2 separate regions of the Homo sapiens genome follow, and region 1 is linked to region 2. A link is a contact called in ENCODE Hi-C or POLR2A ChIA-PET data. All regions are on one chromosome and are shown on one strand. The core of a region is the stretch at or near the end of the contact, and the rest is flanking DNA. Distances in the headings are between cores, read along the strand shown. Region 1 holds the start of NUP133-DT (NUP133 divergent transcript). Region 2 holds the start of RNF187 (ring finger protein 187).

What was found. Hi-C counts contacts between places; a loop is a spot of excess contacts on that map. ChIA-PET counts read pairs that join two places held with the same protein, here RNA polymerase II (POLR2A). Pooled maps may share reads with other maps.
Region 1: a loop to region 2 is called in a pooled map, with 25 times the contacts of the local background. The contact joins the promoter of NUP133-DT here to the promoter of RNF187 in region 2. A Hi-C loop is called at or near these places in 2 of 37 single-sample maps with no recorded cell type and 9 of 50 pooled maps. POLR2A ChIA-PET finds 5 or more read pairs at or near these places in 1 of 52 experiments (activated CD4-positive, alpha-beta memory T cell).

What each region holds. Positions count from the first base shown.
Region 1 is chr1:229,504,462-229,510,400 of GRCh38, reverse strand. It overlaps NUP133-DT (NUP133 divergent transcript), which reads right to left and starts at 1,971. Exons shown (of 3, transcript NR_110630.1): 1 at 1,722-1,971; 2 at 161-277. NUP133 (nucleoporin 133) reads left to right here and starts at 2,060. Exons shown (of 26, transcript NM_018230.3): 1 at 2,060-2,333; 2 at 4,243-4,361. The coding sequence starts at 2,152. RefSeq lists silencers at 905-1,199, 2,140-2,369 and an enhancer at 1,970-2,089.
Region 2 is chr1:228,485,115-228,490,616 of GRCh38, reverse strand. It overlaps RNF187 (ring finger protein 187), which reads right to left and starts at 3,235. Exons shown (of 4, transcript NM_001010858.3): 1 at 2,739-3,235; 2 at 1,565-1,657. The coding sequence starts at 3,128. RefSeq lists enhancers at 1-109, 1,789-2,517, 2,635-3,495, 3,797-4,176, 3,496-4,357 and 1 more and silencers at 2,597-2,796, 3,057-3,176.

The sequences.
Region 1 (5,939 bases), core at 722-3,221, 1.0 Mb before region 2:
ATAGTACACATCTCAGCTTGTAGCTGGATATTTGTGTTCATTTTTTCAGTGTCTGTCTTTCTCATTGGTCTGTAATCTCCATGAGGGTAGGACCCATGGGCTTTGTTTAGTTATAAGCCTTAGCAATTATCACATAGCCTGGCACATGGTAGGTACTCACTAAATCCATAACGAATGGATGACTTTTAGTGCTGTCTGCTTACTATCCTTCAATAGCCATACATTTGGACTCCAGGCAAGTTCTTGCTCAAAGGTGGCTGACAAGTCATTCTAGCTCCTGCAAACAACAGCTTTTACATTAGGATGCTGGGGAAACCACTAACCAGTCCAACAAAGCACAAGAATAAAATTGATCCCACCAATCCTCTCAGACACAACTATTAATACTCTCTATTGCCTATTTCACACCCCTCCTTGTAAGAATGAAACAGGGAGGAAATGCACTGGGCTCTCAGAGCTATAAGACTCAACAAGCTGCCAAGTTGGGTTAGACACCCAGGTGGGAGAAGGAGTAAAGCAGCTAGCCTATGTAACCTTGGCAAGATGACTGCTCAGATGCCACTGGTGCATAGATAGATGACTGGCTTCCCAGGGGAATGTCAACAACTGACACCCACACTGTGGTCTCCCACATGTGAATACGTCAATGTTTACTTAACCATTCCCTTATTTCAACACACGTTGAATGAAAGTCTACTATGTGTCTGTTACTGTGTGCCACAAAGGTAACAAAGTCACTGCTCTTGCTGTCAAGACATTTAAAAGGAAGTACTTGACAGACAATTATGAAAACAAACTATTATGCAGGATAAAAATACAGTCTACACACAGGAGCAGAGAGGACAAAGGATAAGGGGGACCTAATCCTGTGGAAGGTTTCACTGAGAAGGCAGCACAGAACTAACTTGATGCGGAAGGTAGGCGCCTTCTGGACCAACAAGGCAGGGAGTGCATTCCAGGTGAGAGAAACATGGACATGGGCACTGGAGGGAGATTTGGGTTTTTAAGTTCTCGGAATGTGGAGTGCAAGTGGGAAGTGCTGGAAGTACAACACGGACGGAAAAGCCAACCTGACTTAGATCACATAGGACCTTGCAAAGGAGCTTAGCAAATAACCTACTGGCAATGGTCAGCCACTGAAGCATTTACAGGCCCAAGAGCAGCATTACGTTTGCCTTAATTCATTGTGTTGGCAGTGAGAAGATAGAGTGGAGGAAGACTAGACACAGGTAAGGAACCCTCTCCCCATCTCCCCTACTCCCTCCCGCTGGCAGAAGAGGCTACGCAGTGGTTGAGGGAAAGGTAAGTACCAGAACCAGGGCAGAGGCAGTGCAAATGTGTGATCTAGTACAGACACGTAGGACCTTACAACGTATACCATGATCTTAGGGTGGAGGTAGGTGTGAGGGATGACTGCAGATAGAGCTCTTCTCTTTGCCTTGGACAACTGGCCAGTTTTACCAAGCTGGAACAGAGATGGTGGTAGGAGAGGGGTCCTAAAGGAAAACATGAATGCGCTTTTCATAAGTGGATTGTGAGGAGTTCGCAGGACTTCCAGCTGAAATTGTCCCCTAGGGAGCTGAATGATAGGGGTCTGGGGGTTTTGAGCTGGATCCAGGTTAGAGACACGGATTTGTGGCGTCATCAGCGTGGATGAGACTGCGCAAAGTTGAATGGGAAAATGGCAAACCTAGAAAACAACAAATATCACAGTGCGATACCAGTGTCAGCTTTACGGCTTTTCTCCGTCCTCAGCTTGGAATGAGGAACATCTTTCATTTCACAAGAGGTTCAGGAACTACCAGTGTGAAAAGAGGCTACGTTCAAGCTGCTGGAGGGCCAGTTCCACCTAGGCGCAGTCAAGAAGGGCGCCTGGCTTTCCGGCTTCACGTCCCTGGAAGCTCGGCACTGCAGCGGTTCTAGATCTGGGGCCGCCGGCTGCCTTCCCGACCTACCTCGCTGACTGGGCACCGCCCTTAACGTCACGATCCCGCCCCCGCCAGCGCTCCGACCACAACCCGCGGGAGCCATTGCGTTTGACGTCATCATCGCGCGCCATCTCTTCCCTTAGGTGTTTAAGTTCCGCGCGCAGGCCAGGCTGCAACCTGACGGCCAGATCCCTCGCTGTCCTAGTCGCTGCTCCTTGGAGTCATGTTCCCAGCCGCCCCTTCTCCGCGGACCCCGGGTACCGGGTCCCGAAGGGGCCCGCTGGCCGGACTCGGGCCCGGCTCCACGCCCCGGACGGCTAGCAGGAAGGGTCTGCCCCTGGGGTCTGCAGTCAGCTCCCCAGTGCTCTTCTCGCCGGTCGGCCGGCGTAGCTCGCTAAGCTCGCGGTAAGTGATCTCCCTGGTTGGGTCTGGCAACCAACAGCCTCACGGGCCGCAGTGGGCCGGATAGGTTGTTGTCTTTAGAAGCCTTTGGAACCGGGGCGGCGGAATAGAATGCCACAGTATTGGAAAATAGACCTTTTCCACTGCTGCAGGTAGTATCTGCTTCGTTTTGATTATCAGTTGATCAGTTGATTCCCCACTTTGCATTTTTCATGGATACCTTTGTGCAGAAGTGAAGTACAAACTGGATTTGCATCAGTGTTTACCTACTTCCCACCTACTACCCGTGTGATCTGGTGTAAGTCACTCGTGATTTTCTTCATCTGTGAAATGGCGATAATATATCTCACCTGAGCCAGAGGAGTTATTATGAATTGCCACGATGCAGATGTAAGGTGATGGTGATAATGAGGACCTACAACCCTGAAAGATCATTGTTTAATGCCTAACATACCAACTGACATTAATATCTGATGATTGGTAATTAAAGGGTTTCTAGCTACGGAATTTAACTTTCTAGGTAAATTATAAGGAAAAGGCTTTACATAAGTGAGCTAAGAGTACTGTGATAGTTTAGTTACTAAAACTGCTCGTTTGGAGCACCAGTAAAATCATCACACACACACACCCCTCCCCACCCCCAACACACACCATGTTCATAATTAACCTAAAACTTTAGTGTTTCTGCATAGTTTTCTCTGAATTCATCTATAAAAAATGAATTTTTCCCTGCAGGAAACACAAAGTATTGTGTCTTGAAATTATGGTTAAAATTTATCTGTAAAATTTTTCAGTACTTTAAAGGAGAAGTGGTTTTGAAAGAATACACTGTATCTTTGACTTTTTTTGGCATATTTTGAAAAGTTCTTTTCAAAGTGCTGATCTTGTCAGTGTTTTCTATTCCTTTTGCGAAAAGTTGGAGAATAAAAGCATACTTTATTTACTGTGTGTTGTTTTATTTAAATCTCTTCTTGTGATCATTTGAAGAAAAACCTTTGTTATCCTCTGTCAGGAAACAAAGCCCTTAGCCCTTCTGTATGTGCATCTTCTCATTTAATTCTCGTGATAAGACATAGACTACCTTTTATTCTGGTGACTTTACAATATTCTAAATGTTAAGAGGGTGAGCAAGAAATAAAGTTTTTACTGTGATATCTGCTGTTGAGGACCATGTAACAGCTGATGCTCGTAACCTGTTCGATTTCTTGCTTGGTTGTACAGATCTGATAGTTTTTTTTTTTTTTTTTTTAAAGAGACAGGGTCTCACTCTCTGTCGCCCAGGCTACAGGCTGGTGCCACAATGCCCGGCTAATTTAAAATTTTTTTTGTAGAGACAAGGTCTTGCCACGTTCCCCAGGCTGGTCTTGAACTCCTGGTCTCAAGCAGTCTTCCCGCTTCGGCCTCCCAAAGTGCTGAGATTATAGACATGAGCCACTGCTCCGGCCAGGTCTGGTGGACTCTTAAGCACCTAAAGCTAGATGAGCTTAAATCTCATCTAAGCCAATATTTATAAAATGTATTTGACCACAACATATGGTAAAAGCTGATGTTTTATATTCTGTCTTTCAAAAATGTTGAGATCTGCAAAATGACCCGCTGTTTGAAAAAAAAAAAAAAAAAACACTGGTCTAGTTAAGCCTTATTTCACAGCTAAGGAGGCAGAATTATAAGGAGTTTAAGTGAATACAGGCATGCATTTCAATACTAGAGTCTATGGGATTGAAGCCAAGTTTTCCTAAATCCTGTTTTGTTTTTTTTTTACATGAAAAATATTACATTTAATTACATGGTAAATATGAGCCAGTGTTAATTTTTTTCAAAGAACTCCTTACTGTGAAAATATATACATAAAAAATTAGGATAATGGAGAATTTTAAGTTACAAGTAAGGTAATATAGACTCTTTTCTTTAGGGGAACACCAACACGAATGTTCCCACACCACTCCATAACTGAGTCTGTGAACTATGATGTGAAAACGTTTGGATCTTCTCTTCCTGTTAAAGTCATGGAAGCCCTAACATTGGCTGAAGGTAGGTGTCATCTTTCCATTTACCTATATTAGCAGTTTAAAATGGAGCCTAGATGTGGCATAGAGATTAAATTTATGTTTTCTCTAGTATACCTTTACGTAAATGGTGAGAGATGGGTGGCCTGTCTAGTGTTTTTTTATTTTTATTTTTTCGAGACAGAGTCTCACTCTGTCACCCAGGCTGGAGTGCAGTGGTGTGATCTCAGCTCACTGCAACCACCACCTCCCAGGTTCAAGCGAGTTTCCTGCCTCAGCCTCCCAAGTAGCTGGGATTATAGGTGTGAGCCACCACGCCCAGCTAATTTTTTGTATTTTTAGTAGAGACAGGGTTTCACCATGTTGGCCAGGCTGGTCTTGAACTCCTGACCTCAGGTGATCTGCCCTCCTTGGCCTCCCAAAGTGCTGGGATTACAGGCGTGAGCCACCACATCTGGCCACCTGTCTTAGTTTTTTTTTTTTTTTTTTTTTTTTTTTTTAACTGTAATTGAGATGTATAATACATTCGAGAAGGAGAATGAGTTCATTTGAACACAATCAAATTAAGTCTTTAATGGTTTTAGGTACTGTACAGTAGTCCCCCATTATCTTTGGGGGATATCTTCCAGGATCCCCAGTGGATGCCTGAAACCTTGTATAGTACTAAACCTTATATATACTGTGTTTTTTTAATACATACACACCTATGATAAACTTTAGTTTATAAATTAGGAACAGTAAAGATGAACAACAGTAATAATAAAGTAGAACAATTATAACAATATACCAGCAGCACTACTCTTGTACTTCGTTTGGGGTCATTAACTAAAATGAGAATATAAGCATTGCATTACTGCGACAGTTCATCTGGTAACTGAGACAGCTACTAAGTGACAAACAGCTGGATAGTCTCAGGGGTGTCCAATCTTTTGGCTTCCCTGGGCCACTTGGAAGAAGAATTGTCTTGGGTCACACATAAAATACACTTACGATAGCTGATGAGCTAAAAATAAATAATGAAAAGGTCTGTGTATAAATCTTATCATGTTTTAAGAAAGTTTACAAACTTGTGTTGGACCGCATTCAAAGCTGTCCTGGGCCACACGTGTCCCTGGGCCATGGGTTGGACAAGCTTGGGGTATACAGTATGGATATGCTGCACAAAGGGTTGATTCACAACCTTTAGGCAGGACAGTATGAGATTTTATCACTTTACCCAGAACAGCATGCAATTTACAACTTAGGAATTGTTCATTTGAATTTTCCATTTAATATTTTCAGACTACGATTGACCACAGGTATTTGAAACTGCAGATAAAAGGGGGAAATACTGTATATGCAAAATTCAGTCCTGTTTACAGAGTTGATCAGGTTTATGAAGTTTCCCGTGAAACCCCAAAACTGGCACCTCATGTTATTGGGTTTAATAATACAGTAAAATCAAGTCCTACCTCCATTTCTGGATCCTATGTAGCATCCCAGAGGCTGTGTGCACAAATTTATGACGTTACCATTGTCGTGGTGTACCTTTAGAAGCGTCTGTTGGTGGAGAATTAGTGTGGAATTTTGACAGATACAATCAACACAAGCTTAGAAAGGCAAC
Region 2 (5,502 bases), core at 1,986-4,485:
GCTGGGTGTCTGCTGGCTGGCTGATGCAACACGCTGCAAACTCCTTCCTTTGGATTTAGGTGGCTTCTCTCATCCCAGCATCTAAGCCACAAACCCCCAAAACAGGACAGATTGAAAGCTCCAACCTGCTAAAATCTGTGGGCAAAACAATTCCCTTGGGGTAACACAGGGTTACTGAAAACTTGGAGGTCCCCAAAGCCTTCCAGCCTCACTTGCACTGGGCAGTGTTGACCACTCACAAGGCAAGGAGAAGTTCAGAGCAGCCCCAAGGGCAGTGTGGAGTGCCAGGGGTCTGAGTGGCATCAGGGACCCCATGTGTAACCCGTCACTGTCTGAGGGAGGCCTGCACCTCAGGCCTGTGGATAGCAGGCAAGGGCTTGGCAGCACCAGGAGCACAGAGCCCACCTCAGCCTCAAGCTGGGGTAAAAACGTGGGCCTCAGCCTCGAGATGCAGCCAGTTACCCAAGAGCTGCTGCACCTGTGAAAAGCACTCTGTCTTTCAGGTTAAAAGAAGGAGATAGGAATTTATGAAACGCAGAGAAAATGGCACACAGGTTTTTACTACACGAGGAAAAAGTCACCAAATAGAGTTTAAACGACTAAAGAGCTTTACTGGTGAGTAACCTAAAAGAATCTATGGGATGTCCCCTTGGGATATAATACTGTGGAAGGCACCCAAGGAAAGTAACGCTGCTCTGGTCTGAATGTCTGTGTCCTCCCCAAATCCCCATGCTGAAATCCTCATCCCTCAGGTGATGGCGTTAGGAGGCAGGACCCTTGGGAGGTGATGAGGTTGTGAGGGTGGAACTCTCAAGAACGGAATCAGTGTCCTTACACAAAGGCCCCAGAGACACCCTCACTTCTTCCACCATGTGAGGACACAGTGAGAAGACACCATCTATGAACCAGGAAACGCCCTCACCAGACAGGGAATCTGCCAGTTCCTTCATCTTGGACTTCTAGCCTCTAAAAAATAATGAGCAACTCTCAGATCAGAACAAGAGGACCACAGAAAATTACAGATGTGTTCTAAAAAAGAAAAAAAAAATAGCACTTTGGGAGGCCAAGGCGGGAGAACCGCTTAAGGTCAGGAGTTTGAGACCAGCCTGGGCAACACAGCAAGACCCCCACCTCTAGAAAAGCATTTTAAAATTAACCAGGTGTGGTAGCACGTGCCTATAGTCCCAGAGGCTGAGGTGGGAGGATCGCCTGAGGCCAGTTCGAGCTGCAGTGAGCTACAATCATGCCATTGCACTTCAGCCTGGGTAATGAAGTGAGACTCTGTCTCTTGGGAAAAAAAAAAGAAGTCTGATGCTGCCATCACCTACAGGTAAAATGTGAGGAGAAAAAGAGGCTTCCACTGGCTTTGGCTAGATTCTATTTGAGAAATACAAACACATCCTAAAAAAAATACCCTGAAGCTCACTTAAGTCCAGAGGCCCCTCCTCCAACCAACCAGCTGAGCAGTTCAGAGGCCTGGCCCACTTGGCCTGGTGGTCCCTTTGTCTAGAGCCCTGAGCCCACAGTCCCCTCATTCCAGGCTGCCCCAGGTCCCCCCACTTGCCTTCCACACTGCAGCTGCTGACTCTGCCTGGCCATGCAGGTCCCGGGCGTCATTCAAGTCCTTTCTCATGATTTCCACAGACCCCTTGTTCTCCTGTAAAGAAAAGAAGGTCACCAGGGGTGGGCAGAAGCTCTGGGTCCCCCAACCCAGCCCAGTACTGAGGGACATCACCCCAGCTGACTGCACACAGTCTGACCATCCCAGAGATAACCTCGAAGCCCGGTTGTCTAGGGCAGGAACGCACAGGCAGTCAAAAGGTTTCTTGGGCTTCACACCTATTCAGAAGGATCTGGGTGCTGGGGCTAAGGGGACTGTCTAGGTGGGTTTAGGAGTTCTGTGTCTGTAAGTGGCCCTGTTCAGTGTGAGTTCGGCCTGTACCAAAGGTCTGCACAGCCTGCCCTACACCCTGCCCTGCCTGAGCCGGATGGGGGTCGCTCTGCCCGGTGGCAGGACCCCCAATGCAGGAGGAGCACCCAGGGACACAGTCTGGCTGGCTTCCCCTCCCCTGTATTGAAGAGCAGGACCCCAGGCTGGCTGTTGTCTCCTATTCTGTGTCCCACAACCAACCCGCCATGGGCAAGGCTCCAGACTCCCGGACCCGCTGCTGCCAGACTCTCAGAGCGGGTTTCTGAAAGATGGGAGAGGGGACAGGGGGTGCAGGCGAGGGCTGGGTGGCCCGGGGAGCAGACGAGAAGGTGGGCCAGGCCTGTGGACACAGTGGAATACAGAGGGGCAAGAGGCGTGATGTCTCCCCCAAGGGAAGAGTGAGTGGAGGAGTCAATCTGTAGGAACTAGAGGGGGTCTATGAGGGCGAGACAGGGCACAGCTAGTGATGGGACCACAAAGATGGGCGCTGGTGGGGGAAGGACTTCGTAGAAGGTAGGGGGTGGGGAGATAAGGCACCGCCCAGCAGGGGACACCAAGACGGGGAAGGGGACCAGACTCCGAAGAGACGCAGGAAATATGGGGAGGCAAGCCGCAGGAGGGAGGGGCCCAGCACACGCTGGAGAGGGGACCCGTGGCGGTGAGGGGAGGGGGACAATCCGGGGACGGGGACAATCCGGGGACAGGAACAGTGGAGACGGGAAGGGCCCAGGGCTCAGGGGGACCGGGGCGGGGGCGGAGAGGCGCAGGGCACCGTCCGGGGTGGGGCACGGGACCCCGCGGCGCGCACCTTGCCGCGCAGCGCCTTCCTCCAGCGCGGTTCCCACTCGGGCGGCTCGGGGCCCGCAGCCATACGGCAGGCGGCGCAGAGCGGGCCGGCGTCGGCGCGGCACAGCAGCTGCAGCGCGGCCTCGCTGGCCGGGCCGTCGCGCGCGGGCGCCGCGGCCGCCTCCTCGAGCGCCAGAAGGCGGCGGCTGAGCGGGGGCCTGCCGGGCTCCACGGCGCGCTGCCAGCAGTCGTCGGCGCACTCGGGGCACGGGAAGGGCCCGTCCTCCTCGGCCCAGAAGCGCACCACGCACGCCCGACAGAAGCGGTGGCCGCAGTCGGCGCGCACCGGTTCCCGGGGCGCGCGCTGGCACAGGGCGCAGGCGGCCTCGGCGGGGCCCGCAGGGAGCGCCAGGGCTGCGGGCGGCGGGGCCGGCAAGGGCGCAGGAGCGGCTGGGGAGGGCCGGAGACCTAGACGGCCGGCGACCGGACGGAGACCAGCAACAGGACGAAGACGCCAACGCCGGGGACGCGCACGGGGCGGGGTCGGGGACGCGCACGGGGCGGGGTCCGGACCGCGGAGCGCTCTGCCGATAAGATCCTGGCAGCGGTGTGCTGCAGCCGGAGGTCCTGGCCGCGCTGCGCTCCACAGACAAGATCCTGGCAGCAGTGTACTGCATCCTTAGGTCCTGGCCGCGGTGGGCTTCTCCGCCTGGATCCTAGCGGCGGTGCGCTCCTCCGCCTTGATTTTGGCAACTATGCTCTCCACCTGCAAGGTCCTGGCAGCGGCGCACGTCACCGCGCAAGTCCTGGCAGCTGCGCGCTTCACTCTACTGCCTGCGGACCGGCCCAAGTCGTATCCTGAAATCTTACTGGGCTGTCCCTTCCTACTTCAGTAACTCCTGCGAAAGAGGGAAACAAAGTTTTATTTTTACTTGAAGGTTCCATTTTTAAAAGGTTGTTTTTGTAAGCTGCTAGGATCTGAGCTGCGCGTACCCCCGCGGTAGCTCGCCCGCGTGGGCTGGGGACGGGGCGGGAAATGGCCTGCGTGGGCCTCCTCCGCTGCTCTCATCCTGCACGGACCCGCCCTGCATGGGCACGCCCTGCGTGCACGGGCCTGCCCGCGTGGACGTGCCCTGCGTGCACCCTTCCTTCAGGGACCCGCCCTTGAACGGCCCTCCGGACGTGGACACTCGTATACGCCCACCCTGCGTGGGATCTCCCTGCGTGGACCCATCCCGCTGAGCCTCTTCTCGCGCAGCCTCCCTCTGGCCCCCTGGGAAGCTACCCTGGTTGTCCGCTGTCTCCTGGCTGGGGGGAGCTCTCATTGATTCTGTGATGATGCATGACAGAAGAGCATTTGTTAGCTTTGCTTTGCTTTTCTTTCTTTTTTGAGACAGCCTCGCTCTGTTGCCAGGCAGGCTTGAGTGCAGTGGCGCGATCTCGGCTCACTGCAACCTCCGCGTCCCGGGTTCAAGCGATTCTCCTGCCTCAGCCCCCCGAGTAGCCGGTATTGCAGGCGCCTGCCACGACGCCCGGCTAATTTTTGTATTTTTAGTACAGACGGGGTTTCACCATGTTGGCCAGGCTGGCCTCGAACTCCTGACCTCGTAATCCACCCGCCTCTGCCTCCCAAAGTGCTGGGATTACAGGCGTGAGCCACTACACCCGGCCGTTAGCTTTTCTTTAAAAAATAAATTTAAAGGAAAGAAATAAGCCTTTGGGAAGAGCAATCTTGTGTTTTTGTTTTTTAATTATTTTGAAAACAAGCAAGCATGGTTAAAATAAGATTGTGCAAGTTTTGCATTTTAAAAAATTAATCTGGGCCGGGCGCCGTGGCTCACGTCTCTAATCCCAGCACTTTGCGAGGCCGAGGCGAGCGGATCACAAGGTCAAGATATGAGACCATCCTGGCTCATGGTGAAACCCCGTCTCTACTAAAAATACACAAATTAGCCGGGCGTGGTGGCGCATGCCTGTAATCCCAGCTACTCAGGAGGCTGAGGCAGGAGAATCACTTGAACCAGGGAGTCGGAGGTTGCGGTGAGCCAAGATCGTGCCACTGCACTCTAGCCTGGCGACAGAGCGAGACTCTGTCTTAAAAAACAAAAACAAAAAAAAATTTTTATAAATCTGTATTCCAAGCAAGCGCAGGATCTAATGAGGTATTTTTGTCTTTGTGAAGATTTTTTAAATCGACTTGGAAATGCACTAGATGCCCGTGGGAAACATGAATAGTAAACCGAGGTTATTTCTGTGTAGTAAAGATTAGAGGCTTCCAGCCGAGCCTTGCTGATATTGTTGAGTCAACTAGGAACTTGCTGGAGAGAAAAGTAAAAAATATAAAAAATGAGCAAACTTCATAATGAACTAATCTTGTGAATGAGAAAATATCAAAAATTATAATTAAAGGCAAATAGCCAAATTAGGAACATTGTAACCACAAATATACAAAGAGTTTATAAAATTAGGTAAGGAAAAGCATGATGGAAAATACACCTTGTCATGGGATTTTTCAAATCACAAAAAAAAAAGCACACAAATGATTGAACACACATGAGAAAAAAATGTACACTCTGCCCAGTTAAGAAAGAGGAAAATAAAACGAGACTCTCTTTCTTTCCACTATTAAGTAAGCAGACCAAACAAAAAAAAGGAAACTTGGCCGGGAGCCGTGGCTCAGGCCTGTAAACACAGCACTTTGGGAGGCCGAGGCGGGTGAATCATCTGAGGTCAGGAGTTCAAGACCAGCCTGGCCAACATAGTGAAACCCTATCTCTACTAAAAAT